Linked DNA regions of Homo sapiens: region 2 is linked to region 1. The links are chromatin contacts, found by Hi-C or POLR2A ChIA-PET in ENCODE. All regions are on one chromosome and are shown on one strand. The core of a region is the stretch at or near the end of the contact, and the rest is flanking DNA. Distances in the headings are between cores, read along the strand shown.

Evidence for each region. A loop is a pair of places that touch in the nucleus more often than their neighbours do. ChIA-PET counts read pairs that join two places held with the same protein, here RNA polymerase II (POLR2A).
Region 2: POLR2A ChIA-PET joins it to region 1 with 13 read pairs in OCI-LY7. The contact joins two enhancer-like sites. A Hi-C loop is called at or near these places in 2 of 168 maps with a recorded cell type or tissue (PC-3 and heart right ventricle). POLR2A ChIA-PET finds 5 or more read pairs at or near these places in 2 of 52 experiments (OCI-LY7 and RWPE1).

Annotation. Positions count from the first base shown.
Region 1 is chr2:238,947,158-238,949,857 of GRCh38, forward strand. No RefSeq gene overlaps it. Among named protein-coding and RNA genes, the nearest start is that of LINC01940, 22 kb to the left of the region's middle. Within about 2 kb of position 1,379, at least 6 of the 41 ENCODE cell types and tissues checked have a DNase peak (open chromatin) inside an H3K27ac peak, as active enhancers do.
Region 2 is chr2:238,997,958-239,000,657 of GRCh38, forward strand. No RefSeq gene overlaps it. Among named protein-coding and RNA genes, the nearest start is that of MIR4440, 70 kb to the right of the region's middle. Within about 2 kb of position 1,419, at least 4 of the 41 ENCODE cell types and tissues checked have a DNase peak (open chromatin) inside an H3K27ac peak, as active enhancers do.

The DNA.
Region 1 (2,700 bases), core at 129-2,628:
CTGCAGCCCCAGTTTGGGTGGCTACAGCTGTGCCTGGGGCAGGGGCGGGGCTCCTGCCTGCTCTGCAGAGCGGGATGCCCAGATCTGCAGCCACAATTTGGGCGGCTGCAGCCCCCTCTCAGGAGGGCAGAGCCCCTGCCTACTCAGTGGAGCAGGAGGCCCAAGTCTGCAGCCACAATTTGGGTGGCTGCAGCCCCCCCTCAGGAGCACAGGGCCCCTGCCTGCTCAGTGGAGCGGGAGGCCCAGGTCTGCAGCCACAATTTGGGTGGCTGCAGCCCCCTCTCAGGAGGGCAGAGCCCCTGCCTGCTCAGTGGAGCGGGAGGCCCGGGTCTGCAGCTTTGGGCAGCCGTGCTTAGGGCAGAGTTTGCAGCAGCACCTGGGGAGCTCCCATCCCAACTTGGAAGAGGTGGGGCTCTCACTTGTCTCCAGCTCCCGCTGGTTCCACAGAATGTGCAACCCCAGCTGCACCTCCCTGTTGCAGCTGATGTGATGGCAGCGGCAGGCCGCGTGGCACAGCCACTGCCATCAGTACTAATACAGGTAAAATAGATATGCAGCAAATTAGGTACTTACCATAGTGGGTTGAAGAGTAGCCTGCCCTGCAAATTCATGTCCACTCAGAACTCAGAGGGCAACTTTATTTAGGAATAAGGTCTTTACAGATGTAATTAAGGTGATAATCTTGAGATCAGATTATCTGCATGCGGGGTAGGCCTCAAATCTCATCACTGTTGTCCTTATAAGAGGAGAAGAGGACACAGAGACACAGAGGGAAGGCCGTGTGAAGACAGAGCAGAAGGCAGAGATTGGAGTGCTGCAGCCACCAGCCAAGGAGGGGCGGAGCCACCCAAAGCTGGGAGAGGCAGGAAGGAGCCTCCCCAAGCCTTCCAAGGGAGCACGGCCCAGCCCACAGCTTAGTTTTGGACTTCTGTTCTCCAGAGCTGTGAGATAGTGAGTTTCTGTCATTTTACGCCACCCAGTTTGCAGTTACAGTGGCCCTAAGAAATTAATACCCAGGCACACACAACCAAATCCACAAACAGGATGGACAAGGCCCCCTCAGACATCGATGAAAGCTCCGTTTTGGCCCTGACTGGTTTCTCTTCCTCTTCCCTGGTGTGGTTAACCTCACTGACTGGTCCCAGCTTCACCTCCAGCTGTTGGTTACACTCCCTGACCCACACTGTTTCCCAATGGACTGAGGATTTCTAGATTATTCTCCATGGCTGTGAACATTTTCAGAGTTTGCAGTTCATTGTCAGCTAAATGCAGATTGAACTCTGAGTCCGAGATCACACCTGGCAGGTGCTCTCTGCAGAGTCACCCACTCTGAGCGCCGCCCAGGAAGTGTTGGTCTCCAGAATGCTCTGCCTCTCTGCAAGATGAAAAGAGTTTGAAAGACCTTCCCAACATGAGTCAGAGATAGAAGGATGTCCAGGCATCGTCACTCTTGAGTCCTCCCAGTTACTCAGCACCAGTCACACCATGACCACATCCTGGGCTGCTGGACCCAGCTTCCCCTCCCCTCCTATGGCCATCCCACTCCCTCCTCCACTCCTGTCCCCACCTCTCCATCCTTTACCACAGCAGTCTGGAGCAAGGTTTGCTGTGAAACTGTTTCTTTCTGTATGTGGCCAGTAAAAGCACTTTAAAAATTTGTTGAGTTTTAAAAATTGGGTGATTTTTCATTGTAAGTTGTGTGCAGTATTCCATTTGTCATCCCTGAGGAGGGATCAGAATGTCTGGACTGAACACTTGCACGACATTAGATTAGCTCATCATTGGTGCTGTGGCTGAGGCTAGCTCACCATTGATGTGCAAATGAGGCTAGCTCACCCTCAGTGTGTGGATAAGGCTAGCTTACTTCTGGAGCTGTGGATGAAGCTAGTCACCGTTGGAGCCACTGATGAGGCTAGCTCACTGTTGGTGCTGGTGCTGTGGATGAGGCTAGCTCACCATCAATGTACGGATGAGGCTAGCCCACTGTTGGAGCTACAGATGAGGCTAGCTCACTGTGGAAGCTATGGATGAGGCTAGTTCACCATTGCGTGTAGATGAGGCTAGCTCACCCCTGGAGCTTTGGTTGAGGGTAGGTCATCATTGTGTGTGGATAAAGCTAGTTCACTGTGGAAGCTGTGGATGAGGCTAGCTCACCCCTGCACCCATGCCTGAGGCTGGTCACTGTTGGTGCTATGCAGGATTCCATCCTCATGCCATTCTGAAGGGGGCAGATTCTCCCCCTGGAAGCCACCTGCAGGGTGAGGGAGCACTGTCTCCCAGGTGGTTTCCTGGCAGGGACGGCTCCACTCTGCATCCAGCCTGGCTGTGCACCAGCATAGCTCACTGTGTTTCTTTCCTCTAAGATCATCCCCGCAGCTAAAACCCTGTGGCCACTTTTCCTGGGTGCTTTTCCTGCCGGAAGACAGTCCTGTTTAGGACAAACTTGCATTCCTTTGTTCCCAGCTGACTCAATGTTCAAACAATACAATAAAAAAGTGTCTTCCTTAAAAAGAAAAAATTCAAAACCAAACCCAGTCCTAAATTCTCACCAGGGTAACTATACTGGATTCTTTGGCTCCTGAAGCTCCCAAAGACCCTAAGCATGACATCTCCTCCTGGCATGTCCAGGTCTGGTGTCTGCAGGCATCAGTTGGGCCCCTGGAAGGTTCGCTGGAAGTGGTGGCCTTTGGGATGCAGTTG
Region 2 (2,700 bases), core at 169-2,668, 51 kb after region 1:
GGTCTAGACCCAGCTACTGGGAGGTGAGGTAGACCCAGCAGTCCTGGGAGCTCTCTCCCCGCAAAAAAGACCAGTCCCTGTATGCATCTGCAGATTCCCCAGCAAAGGCAGCAAAACATACCCCCAACCCCTGCTGGGGACCTACCCTGAATATTTCCTACCCTTAGGAAATAATAATCTTCCTTCCTTCCCTCCTTCCCTCCCTCCCTCCCTCCCTTCCTTCCTTCCTTCTCTCCTTCCTTCCCTCCCTCCCTCCTTCCTTCCTTCCTTTATTCCTTTTTTCCTGTCTTCCTTCTTTCTCTCTCTTCCTTTCTCTCCTTCCTTCCTTCCCTCCTTCTCTCCCTTCCTTCATTTATTTATTTATTTCTCTCTCTCTCTTTCTTTCTTTCTTTTTCTTTCCTTCCTTCCTTCTTTCCTTCCTTCCTTCTTTCTTTCTTTCAACAGAATCTCACCCTGTCACCTAGGCTGGAGTACAGTGGCGTGATCCCAGCTCACTACAGCCTGAACCTCCCAGGCTCAAGTGATCCTCCCGCTTCAGCCTCCTGAGCAGCTGGGACTATAAGCATGTGCTACCATGCCTGGGTATTTTTTTTGTAGAGCTGGGGTCTTGTTATGCTGCCCAGGCTGGACTCCCCTGGGTTCAAGTGATCCTCCTGCCTTGGCCTCCTAAAGCACTGGGATTACAGGTGTGAACCACCACGCCTGGCTATACACCTTTTAAATGTTGTTTCTGCTCACATTTGGTGGGGAAGAAGCCTCTATCTGAGGTTTGTTTTCTGAGAAGCACATGGGGTGTGGAGGGAGGGGCCTGGGGAGAAAGAACGTCACCATTTGACAGCCATGCACAGGAAAGGTGGGTGAACCTGGGCAAATCTCTGGAACCATCTAAGCTTCCCAATTAAAACGTCAGCCCCACAAGACCGGTGTCTGCTTGGTGTGTGCACACATATGAACTCATCAAGTAGGCAGGGAAGATATTCACATTCCAAGAAGAAAATACAGCTTGGAGAGTGTAAATCTCGTTCAAGGTCACAGGCTGAACACTGGCCAAGCCAGGAATAAAAATCAAGTCCTCTGACTCCAAGCCCTGGGCGCTTTCTGCTGCAGCACCTGGGCTTCCAGAAATCTTAAGCATCTCAAATACAGCCATGAAATGGAGAATCAATTTTAAAGTCCCTCTGAGCGGCAGTAAAAATATCTACTGGAGAGGCGGCCTCACCCCAAGATCCCAAGGGTTGCATTAAATCTAATATTAAGATTACGAGTGTGACAGAGTTGTTTGTCGGATCGGTCCTGTTGTAAGGAACAGAGATGTACTCAGGTTGCTGGGGTTAATGAGGTCAGGGCTGGAGAGACGCAGGAAGCTGGGAGAAACGTTGCGAGCTCAGAGCAGGCCTTTCAGAGGGCGGGAATGTTACCCAGAACACGCTTGTTTGCCACTGCTCAGCCACGAAGTCCGTCACTGATTCTCAGGTACTCCACTTCCAGGCCCCGGCCAGGCCAGCTGGCCCCTTTCCCTTCTCTCCAGTCTCAGCACTTGGCTTTCCTCCTGCCCCTCCTGGCTTCTGTCTCGCATCCCCACGCTGGACTCACCAGACCCTATCACTCTCTCCTGAGCTGCTTTAGAGTGTGCTTGTGGAGCAGAGCTTTCCTGCCAGGTCAGGCCAGAGGCCACTGGGCAGTCTGCCAAGAGTGGCCTGGGGTCAGTTTCCTACCCTGGTCCATCCAGTTGGCTGTGGCCAGCATGACTCAATTACAGAGGCAGCCTCCTCAGAAGGCAGAGTGGGGCTGCGGTAGGAACAGAGACAAAAGCAACGGATGCCAATTTCCCCCAATAGTCTCTCTTTTTTTTTTTTTTTTTTTGAGACAGGGCCTCGCTCTACCACCCAGGCTGGAGTATAGTGGTGCAATCAAGACTCACTGCAGCCTGGACCTCCCAGGCTTAAGCAATTCTCCTGCCTCAGTCTCCTAAGTAGCTGGGACCACAGACACAAAAAATAATTTTTTTTTTTATTTTTCATAGAGATGAGGTCTCACCACGTTGCCCAGGCTGGTCTCGAACTCCTGAGTTCAAGCAATCCTCCTGCCTCGGCCTTCCAAAGTGTTGGGATTACAGGTGTGAGCTACTGAGCCCGGCCACCCCTGATAATTTTTGATGCCTCCCCATCTTGTCCCAAATGACCCTCAGTATCAGCAGAAGGAACAGGTGTCAGTGCGTTCAGGCTGCTGTAATGAAATGCCATGACCCGGATGGCTCCTGAACAGTGAGATCTGTCTCTCGCAGCTGCGGAGGCTGCGAAATCCAAGAGCCAGGCAGATGCAGTGTCTGGTGAGGGCTACTTCCTGGTTCACAGATGGTGCCTTCTTGCTGTGCCCTCACATGGTGGAAGGGGCAAGGGAGCTCTCTGGGGCCTCTTTTTTAAGGGCACTGATCCCATTTCTGAGGACTCTGCCCCCATGACCTCATCACTTCCTAAAGGCCCCTTCTCCTAATACCATCACCCTGGAGGTGAGGATTTCAACCTATCAATTTTGGAGGGACACAAATGTTCGGCCCATAGCAAATAGAAATTGCAGACAACCTCCCGAGGTGCTGAGTCCACATTGGTGAAAAAACTTACTTGTGCATAAAATGTTTGTTCCTTACATGCACGCAAGCTTACGGTGATGGCCTGGCTTGTTTGTCAAGGCTTGGTGTTT